2 separate regions of the Homo sapiens genome follow, and region 2 is linked to region 1. A link is a loop called in an ENCODE intact Hi-C map of the cell type or tissue named here. Cell type or tissue: PC-3. All regions are shown on one strand. Links, peaks and the distances in the headings refer to the core of each region. The heading gives the core; the rest is flanking DNA. Region 1 has its middle 160 kb from the start of MIR1302-6. Region 2 has its middle 52 kb from the start of MIR1302-6.

Region 1 (5,388 bases), core at 293-5,292:
TCCCCTCTGGCCCCAGCAAAAGAAAAAGTTAGAAAGGAGATCCTCTGGAAGTTAAACCAATGTGTTTAAGGTTAAACCCTGCCTCATGTCACTTGTACAATTTACACAACATTCATTTCCTTAAGTGCTACCATAATTTTGTGAATGTTAACATAAAGAAGTCCAGGAGGCCACCAAATTGTTCCCATTGGCTTTTTTGTGTAGTGTAGGATAATGAGGCAATTTTTGCTTTGTCTATATATATTTTGTGTATTACTTGATTTTATGATCATATATTGTTTGTGTGACTTTACCTTTAAAGTCAATAGAATTATAAATTTAATTTGGTATTTACAACACACATATGCACACACATATGTATATATTTTTTCATCAAACATTAGGCAAATGATGGTTACATGAAACATGAAACTCTGGGACTACTTCTGTTTCACAGGTTCAGATCCTGTGTCCTGACTTTTGGTTGAGAAAATATAGGCTCAGTTAATGTATTCAGTTGTGTGCTTTTACCCAATTTTCCATTATCTCCTATTTCATCTTCCACCAAAGTAACTTCAGACAAGAAAAGTGTGTTTGAAGACTACCACGGGTTAACTGCCTGTATTCCATTATAAAATCTTTGTATATCGTGTTAGTCTTTGGTTTTGTGGTCAGGATCGACTATAATGAATTCTGGTTCTTGATTTACCAAATGTGAGAACTTGGCCGATTTATCTAATCTTTGGGTAAATTAGTCTCCCCATGTGTAAATTAGGAATGAGAAAACTTAACCTTTAGGGTTGTTGTGAGAACTAAAAGAGCTCCAGTTTGTCCAGTGCTTGGTTTTATAGGGACTAGATACAGGTAGATTTCTTTCTTCTTCATTTGATTTAAATCCAACACTCACTCTTACTGTTGTCCCAGGTAAAATTTTAAAAATTCATTTTGCTATAAGTCAGACATGATTTTCAGCACTCTGATTTAAAAAGTAATGTGATTTCTTGTGGAATAACTAAAATAAGGACCCAATGACAGTTGTTTCCACATTAAAGTTGGGTGGATTTCACCTAAAGCTTCTGAATTGCCAGACAAGCTTCACTTTATCAAGGAGAAAAATTAAAATCCACTAAACCAAAGTAAAATGAACTAAAATTCCAGAAGCTAAAGGACAAGTAAAGGACACAGTCTTCACACTCTGGGCTTTTCTTTTGGTGTTCTTTCCATTGACTGTGGGATAAAATTTGGGGGAAATTGTGAGGGTGTGAATGGCAAGTGTATGTTTGGGTTCTAAGACTTGGGTCATTAATACCAAGTCATAATGTATATTTTTCTATCCCCTTTCTTACTCAGTATTGTTCATTTTTTAGTGTTATTCAGTATTTTCAGTATCATGATTTGTAGAAATTTTTATAATAATGACATAATTATACCATAATTTCTTTTACTATTTTCCTTATATTGGGAATATACACCATTTGCAGTTATTCAGTGACACTTTAAAGTAGCAGTGTGATGGACATTCATTTACATAAATCACTATCCACATCCTTGATTTTTTTTCTTTTGAAATGATTCCTAGAAATAGAATCACTCTTAAGGAGTGTGAACGTTTTAAAAGATTCTTGATATAGTGTGACATTTTTTTCCCTGGGAAAGGTGTACCAATTTACACTCCTACCAGCAGTGTTTTTCACATCATGTGCTTGTCATTATCTATTAGCATCAATGATATATGAAAATGTTAATGTTTCATAATTTACATTTACTTGCTTACCAGTGAAGTTGAGTGTTATGTCTTATGTTTACTAGAGAAGACAGGCACACTGGAATGCTCCTTCTTTTCAGCAAGTACATATTTAGACACTTTGTGTTCCAGTGGTAGTTTTTCTCATTTATTTGAATATATGTCAATAAGCAAAATCTTGGCTAAAAATAATCACCTTAGCACTAAATTTAGTCAAGTGTCAAAGGCATTTTAAAGAGACTAAATTTGGGATGCATCTCAGAAAAACATACTGCATGATACTATGCTAATGAGATTTTCTTTTTATGCTGGGCAACTGGTAATTTTGTTGTTCACCCTGAGTTCCCCAACAATGTTGAACTAGCAATTTTCAAACCTGTAAACATTTGCTTTTGTAGTCAAAATTGAAAGATACAATTGAAAGGAAAGATTTAGTTCACAAACTGTATAATCTTCTGATTCTGCAGAATTGAAATGAATAAACTTGAACACATATTTAAGAACTCAAGCTCTAGTCAGCATATAACTTAAGAGGGAAAAGGTTGAATTTCCTTTCAAAATAAGCACCGTGCATGACCATGCTTCCTAAGAAAAAAAGAAAAGGTAATATCTCTAAAAATTGTATCATCATTATTTTCATACCAGTTACCATGGTTCAATTAGTCCCTCTCTATCCAGTCTAGTGGTACATTTTTCTAAATTGTGAAAATTCAATAATAATTACATATATAGTAATATGTATTTATATAATATTATATAATATGTAAAATAATAATTATAGTTTATATAAATGTGTGTTTTAAGTGGTCTTATTATGTATGATATTTCAAGGTGTAAGCTTATTTTTCAGGATATTGTGTTTTGGTACCTAGGAGGATCAGCTTTGAATCATTTCTAGTTACATATTTCTAATTTGGGGGAAAATCAGTTTTTATAGGAATAAAATGTGGTCCAAGTCTTTAGCAGAGTGAAGGATAAGACTGAATTATAAAAAGAGAGGTTTAATAAAGTATTTTTTAAGCCTTAGAGGAAGTTAATAAAATAATTTTATTGAATTCCATCATGACTCATCTTCTAATATTAATTTTGTAAATAGGAAAAAGGTAATTAAATTACTAAAGCACCTTCATTTTAAAGGTTAACTTTATTATTATTGCTCATAGGAAAGTTTATTTTTTACCACTTTTAGAACACTAGGTCTTTTTAAATTGATGCACAATTCATTTGGGTGCTTTCTATGACACGCAGTCAGACTTGCCTCCTTCCTGTGTGGGCTCTGACTATCTAATAAAAGAGATAATGTAATGACTTACATATCTAGAACACAAGGTAATGATTCCATTACCAGGCATATCCCTGTTCTGATTTGCAGACAGTTTAATTTTTACATCTGATCTTTAACTAGTGCTTCAGATGAAGCAGAACTGGGTATTTGAAAGGAATTTAATTTGTTTTGCCCATTTTAATGGTAGTTTTTTCTGAGTGTATTTAAAGAGCTTTTTATAACTACCATCTTCCAATTTTTAAAATGGAAATATATTTTCTATTGCTTATTTTTTTTTACTGCAAAGCCTTATTTGTTTATTTTAGAAAAATTAGAAAATACTGCAAAGAAAAAAGAAAAATGAAAAAATAATATATTCTTAGAGAATTCTCATTAACATGTTGGCAGATACTCCAGTTTATTCTATATAATTCCTATATACAATAGGGGATCAAAGTACTTGTTACACTGAATACCATACTCTGACATTACATATTTTGTAAATGTTGTTATATGTTTTTGATTGAGCAACCAGTAATCATGTTAGCCTGAAGACAAACTTTGCATAGTTCAAAGAGTGTTTGCCAACTCTTTTTTAAAAAGGAGGTTTCACATAAAAATCCAGATGTCCACCTTCTCTTGATAGATGGGGATTCTGTGCTGCTGGGGCTCAGAATCCTGGTTGGCCACAGTTGAGAGCAGATGGCCACAGTTGGCCTTAGCCAGCCAGAGCATGCACTCTGCATTCAGCGCATTCCTGCCCTGGTCTCCTTCACATCTTGATGTGCCTACCTGACTCCCAAAGCCAGCTGTTTGAAGGGTAGTAGTTTGTCTAGGGTAGTGCTTTTCAATGAGGCTGTACTGGCCCCTAAGGGAAGACTGGAAAGTGTTTTCTGGATGCCGCAATGCTTGGAGAGCACTACTGGCATTTAGTGGACTGCAGTCCTGTTATGTGAGAGGACTGGACCCGGAAGTTGTGTCCTGCATTTTCAACAATCCCTTTGGGTAGTCATATAGGTGAAACACCTGTTTATAATTATTTGAGCCTGGAAACAAAACTGGTTGCACATATAAAAATTGCTTTAATTCAATTTTAGTATACGTTGAATTTCCTAAGACTACAGCTACTGTATAATTTCAGGTAAAATTGTTCTTTGCTTTGGAAGGTTTACTGTGCATTGTTCACCATTTGGAAAACCATGTTGCTGACAACAAGGTGGCTCATGGTATTTGAATAACCAACACAGTGCAGCTCCATCAGTGCTCATTTGTAGCACCCTTGTTCAATACAACAAAAAGCAAAATTAACACTCCTTTAACATTTTTTATGAATAAGAAATAAATATCAGATCTTATGAGAGAATATTAATTCTTCTTTGTGTGTTCTTTACTTTTACCATCTATAATTTGCCTTGGCATGTTATCTAGACTTCAGTTACTCTTATTTTCCTTTTATCACTTGCCTGTAAGCCTGCTTTATTGTTTCTTATTCTAATACTAAATTTTAGCCTAATGTCCATGTAACCACTCAACCCTCCAGTCTTTCACTTTCTTACTCTTCTTGAAAAAGTACTGGCTGCTTATTACTTCTCTTTAATTCATATTTACTTGTTGGTAGTAGGGCAGGCATCAGATGACTTCCTCAATATGTAAGTTATGTTCATGCCTGGAGCACTTTATGATTAAAAAGAATATTATGTATAGAGGTTGTTTGTATAAACTATGAGCTTTGTGTTAGGTTAGTAAAAGCGGCATTACAAAATACTTGTTTTTAAAAGTGAAGCTTTGTGCTTGAGCAGCTTAATGCTCTAGGTGACCATCGAGAATATACATTGGTCCTAAAGAGGCTTACAGGCTTCTAGAAAGACATTACATAGAAATAAGTTATGCCTAGACTGAGAGGATGATGAAATATGCTCCAGGATTTCAGAGAGGGGCAAGTAGGTGTGTTTGAATGGATGAGGAAGGCCTGTGGATGAAGCCGAGGAGGTGCCACCAAACCTAGATGCTTGGGGAAGCTGTTAAGAGTTTTGGAGAAGGGGACAATGAAGCAAAGTTCTCTCCCTTTCTTTTTCACTTCCCCCTCTTCTTTTTCTTCTAGAACTGTGTCTTTTCTTCTTTCTTTCCTGAAGATGCAAAAGCCACAGATGTAAGTGAGAGGGACTAAAGCCAGAGTCATGACTATGAAGTATTGATTTCAGGTGTTTGTTCTCACCTTAAACTCAGACCAAATATAAAAATATGACCTTGGGGGCTTAGAATTGTGCAGTTTTTGTTCTTCAAGAGAAACTATTGGAGAGATCTCAGAGCAAGGCATTGCTTGTATTTCCCTTCAGTGTAGTACTTAGATTTTCATTTTCTTAGATCTAATTATAAAAGAGACTTAGGAGGTGGAAAATAA
Region 2 (5,388 bases), core at 78-5,077, 110 kb before region 1:
TGAGAAAAACTAGTCATGAGTTTTGGACTCTCTAGGAATGTAAACATGTTTAATAAAAGCTGGTGACAGTTTTTCGGTCTGCTGTTACTGGAAAGCCTGCTTGATTTCCTTCCCTGTGTTTTTCTGGTCTTGAGATCTCCAGTGCTTTCTGAAGATCCAGGAATGCCGTACAAATGGGAAAAGCCAGACTGTTATCTTGAACCTCTGTTTTTGAAATCTCTGTCTGATAAGGAAAAAAATATTGCAAGTCATTGTAGTTACTTGTTTGGTTTGTCACTGGAATTCCAAATATTTGCTTGGTGGTTCATGGACATGTAAATTTTGGGATATGTTACTATTGTTTAGGGTATACTGTCTGTAAAATAAGTTATTAACCCAGTGACTGTTAACTAGATCTTCCAAAAGCCCTGTCTCCTATCATTTTATGTGTATTGAAAAATTATTATAATTAGAGATTTTTTTAAACTCTTAGAAAATGAAAGTATACAGCTATGAAAATTCTGTTTGGGTAATTTTTTAAAAAATTTATTTTCAGTTCAGAGGTACATGTGCAGATTTGTTATACAGGTAAACTGTGTGTCACAGGGCTTTGGTGTACAGATTATTTCATCATGTTTGGATAATTTTTATGTTATTTTTTAATGCATTTTTATCCTTTTGTCTGTATTATTGTGCTTCCTTTTTTATTAAAGAAGAGTTGGATGTATCTTACTTTGGCTTTATGTTTAAAGTGAAACAGTAAATTGAAAGATTTTAACAGGTCGTGGTATGTCAATGAAAGAACCTAGAAATTAGCAGAAAAATGCAGGAAGCCAACTATAGATATTGGAAAAATAATACATACCATAACTTGAGTTAGGTAATGTACACTATCGAGTCTTTGAATTTCAATAAAGTATGTCAAAGTAGACATTGTATGTCATTTTCCCTTCTGTTGGGAGAACTGATAATCCGCCTACCCATCTGCCTTCCTACCTTTCTTAGTTTTCTTTCTTTTTCTTTTATTCTGCCTAAGTCCAGAAAAGATTTGGGGTCTATATAAGTAAGTTATGGAAAATAAAATACGTGAGGAGGAAGGGAAATGAAGGGAAATTGGGTACACCCTGTTAGTACCTGCATTTAAATTCTGTGAAGTTGCTTGAAGACGGATGGATCTGTGTCTGAGCTTCCTGATTAGCAAGTCTGTTGTCTATGGTGCGATTAATCTCTTCTCAGCCTAACTCTGATATAGTCACTGCCCTGTATAAGAAATGTCAGTGGCTCTCTATCACATCTATTTAAGGTATATAAGAACCCGTACCCTTTTCAGGCTTATCTTATTTTTCTCCTCAATGAACCCCACTCTGTTCAACATGTAGAGCTGCTTACCTTCCCCAGGTCCAGTTTTCTTGCTTGGAGGCCTTTGAATGACCCTTCCTCACCACTGGGAGTGTCCTGTTTACTTATCTTCAACACCCAGCTCCTACTCCATTCTTCTGTGAGGCCTTCCTGGGTGACGCTGACATTTGTTACCTCTCTCAGTTCTGGAACTTACCTTAGTACTGGGGTTGTCTTCTCTAATAGGCTTAGCTTTTTGAGGGCAAGGGACATCTAAGTACATTTTGTGGGGTGTATATAGAGTGAAGCAGTTGGCAGCTGTATTTATGGTTGCTCTCTTAGTTAAGTAATATACTGCCCAGCACACAAAAGGAGCCAAATAAGTGAAGAATAAAGGGCACTTTGTGAGGAGGCTGATTATAGTGGTGCTAGGGGCATGGAATTGGGGAGGAGGGAAGCAGTTGAATATACCTGAGCAAAACCAAACTGTTTCATATGTGTCATGAATCATATCCCTTTTCTTTTTGCTTATTCATTTGTTGACTTTCGGTTCTTTTCACCTCTAGTGCTATCCACTGAACTTCCTCCATCCCCCTACCTCCCCTTCCCTCCCGTTCCCTCCTCCACCTCCCCTCCCCTCCCCTCTCCTCTTTGACAGAGTCTTGCTCTGTCACCCAGGCTGGAGTGCAGTGGCACAATCTTGGCTTACTGGAACCTCCACCTCCCTAGTTCAAGCAATTCCCTTGCCTCAGCATCCCGAGTAGCTGGGATTACAGGCACATGCCACCATGCTGGCTAATTGTTTTGTATTTTTAGTAGAGACAGGGTTTCACTATGTTGGCCAGACTTGTCTCGAACTTCTGACCTCAGGCAATCTGCATGCCTTGGGCTCCCAAAGTGCTGGGATGACAGGCGTGAGCCACTGCACCCGGCCCCCCTCTTTCTAAGGTGGCTTATCTATTCATTGAACAACAAACATTGCAATAGGGTAGTCATTGTTTGCAAGACTTGTGGTTTCATACTGAGTTCTCTAAATGTGGGGAAGTTGCTAAGTTTGGCTCTTCTTCAGCTAGCACAGCGGTAGAAGCAGACCTACCACCCTCTTTCCTTTTAGTAACTTGAACTTCTCCCTGTTTCAATGCTTATAAACCACCTCTCTCCCAAAACAAATATGTATTGTGGTTAAGAATAGTGGAAAGAGTGACATGATTTTTAATTGTGGTTGAGCAGGAAATTGTTTTAAGTTAGTTTAGAATTCATTGATCCAACATTCTTTATACTTTTAAAAAGTAATACAGTTTTGCATACTGTATAATTAGCAGTAACTTTTAAATATACTACGTTTCTGAGGACCTTCAGTAAAATACATAGAAAGGAAAACATCCGGCTTAAAATTTGTGACTTTTCAATCTGTATACATTTTCAGTTCCTCTTATTTAAAGTGATAGACTAATAAATATTTTAATATAATGGTTGAAGTCTTTATTAAGATTAAATTAGGATCTTAAACTTTCTGTGTGTCTCCATTAAAGATGTGTTTTTGGCTTCATTATTTGACAGTGTTGTGGTATGGCATTTAATGGAGAACAAGATCTCTTACTTTGGAATGTATCTGGTCAAATGGAGTTCCTTTCATATTTGCCCAGGAAGCTTATTTTTCTAAAGATTATGGAAATAACAGATGTGGAACAAGCAAGCACTGCATGTCTTTCATTCAGAGTTCTCTGAGGAACCACCTTGGGTAGGCTTTTGTTTGTCACACACATAGCAAGTATGTCTTTACCCTGACTGATGCAATAGTCCAGCCTCCTGTGGGGTATCATCCACTAACAATAATGCCATAACCCATTAGTTGATTGCAAACTCTCTGAATCCATAGGGACTTGCCCCAGTCCAAATGAGTGACTAATTCTTAAACTACAAGGTAAAGCTGAGGTCCTAAGGGAGGAGGGACATGTTAAGGTTTGACTGTTTATTTTGCTTGTTATTACTGCAGGATCATTAAAGAAATGTTTATATCCTGTTGGGGTTCTATGTTCTTAACCACTATATAAGGATGAATAAGCTTTGTTTTTTTTGCTTCTACCTCTCTTATATTTCTTTCCATTCTCTACCCTCCCTCTCCTAAGGAAAAATGGTGTTCACACTCATTGGGTCTAAATAAACCCAAACGTCTTTTCTTTGAATATTTTATTACCTTATCTGTTTATCTATTAATGAGAAATTATACAAATGCATATTTGAAGTTCTTAGTAAAAGCCCAAGGACTTAAACGCAGCTCTGGAAACACCTGTCATCTATCTTTTATTTAGTAAATCTCCCTTTGTCCCAGATTCCTCATTTGGAAAATATGTCATGAATTTGTTATGTTGGTATCATAAAAGATGTAATTGTACAAGAGATAGTAAAGTATCACATGTTCATTTAGAATGATCACACATAAATATGTGCTTTTTTCTCTCAACCGTGACCTGTAACTATCCTTTTTTGAATGTCACAAAAATCTCATGTCTATAAGCCTCTCCACACTGATGAGATTGAGGCCTAAAACCATCATCTCCCAGCTCTGTCACAATTTCCAGATTTGTCTCTGTCTTTAGGTTTGCTCACTTTTGAGCACATAGAATTATGCCATCCTTTTCAAATTACATGTCAGCTCCTTACTTTATCCTACCCCCAGTAGTGAGCGCCTTAGTTGCCTTGCTTCATCTTTTGATGTGTTTTTACACTGTTTGTCATGCCAGCATTTCTTGTGAGCACCCTCCCCAAGACACATACACACACACACACACACACACACACACACACACACACACACACACACCACATTCTTAACCTATGGACATTTGCTGCTGTAAATTCATTATATATGGTGCATTGAAAATGTTTGCTCTGTGTTTCTTTCTGGACCTTGTGCTAGCAACTTTGTTTTGTCATTTTTGTCAAGTGATTTTCTTTTTTCTTTTTTTTTTCCAAATCAGCTAAGTCACTGATAAGATTGATGAGTATGAGAGATTGATCATTTTACAATTTCCATCCTGCGGCCATATGAGAGGTTGTATTTGGTACCTAGATTAGATCAAAGAGTGTCAGAACTCAATGGGCTGTATAACATGTGGCAGGTAGCAGAGTAAATTGGAAAGAATAAGAATACCAGAAGGAGCCAAGAAATACCTGTTGGAAACCCCAATCTGCCCTAACTAACTTTGGGCCTTTGAGAACAAGTTACTTTATCTCTCTGGATATCAGTTTTCTATCTTGTATTAGTTTCCTGTGGCTGCTGTAACAAATTACCACAAACTTGGTGGCCTAAAACAAAGGAAATGTATTTTCTCACAGTTCCAGAAGCCAGAAGTCCAAAATCAGTTTCACTGGGCTGAAATGAAGGTGTCAGTAGGACCTTGCTCCCCACAAAGACTCCAGGGGACAATCTGTTTCTTATCTCTTCTAGCATCTGGTGGCTGCTGGCATTCTTTGGTTTGTGACTGTATCACTCCAGTCTTTGCCTTTGGGGTCACATTGCCTTCTTTTGCGTGTGTGTCAAATCTCCTCCTCCTTCACTCTTATATGCATATGTGTGATTGTATTTTGGGACCACCTGGATAATCTGAGATAATCTCCCCATCTCAGAACCTTTAAGCATGTCTGGGAAGTCCTTTTTTTTCCCTAAGAGGTAACATTCACAAGTTCTAGGGATAAGGATGTGGGTATCTTTTGGGAGGTTGTTATTCAGCTACTAAACGCCTGAAATAATATCTGAAGTCATGCTGGCTTGGCTTGTAATTGCTATTCATTTCATTCATTTGTTCATTCACCAAACTTTTATTTCATGCCTAATATGTGCCAGACACTGTTCTAGGCAATAGGAATAACCCACTGATCATGCCTTTAGTAAATTCATTATATTGTTGGTGAGATTACCATACAGAATAAATGCTAAAATAAAGGTAAAAGAGACAATTTAGACTATTGGATTAATTCTTTGTATGTCTCCTTTTGCACAGTTCTGGAGCACAAGCCACCAGCATGCCTCAGTACTTGTAAATCATTTCAGTAACTACAAGGATTATG

The links. Hi-C counts contacts between places; a loop is a spot of excess contacts. Peaks named below come from ENCODE experiments on the same cell type or tissue, not always from the same donor. Only the 100,000 strongest peaks of a DNase experiment are listed, where the experiment ranks them.
Region 2: it touches region 1 in a loop (4-fold over the local background); 2 of 110 quality-filtered maps call a loop at or near these places.

Annotation. Positions count from the first base shown.
Region 1 is chr7:18,283,931-18,289,318 of GRCh38, forward strand. It overlaps a transcript of HDAC9 not described here. Among named protein-coding and RNA genes, the nearest start is that of MIR1302-6, 160 kb to the left of the region's middle. In PC-3, for the core only: no CTCF peak of the experiment used is centred there; no DNase peak of the experiment used is centred there.
Region 2 is chr7:18,176,134-18,181,521 of GRCh38, forward strand. It overlaps a transcript of HDAC9 not described here. Among named protein-coding and RNA genes, the nearest start is that of MIR1302-6, 52 kb to the left of the region's middle. RefSeq lists enhancers at 1,379-1,523, 2,188-2,297 and a cis regulatory region at 1,442-1,459. In PC-3, for the core only: no CTCF peak of the experiment used is centred there; DNase peaks (open chromatin) are centred at 1,478, 1,808, 2,328 and 3,168; H3K4me3 peaks cover 2,461 bases; H3K27ac peaks cover 4,347 bases.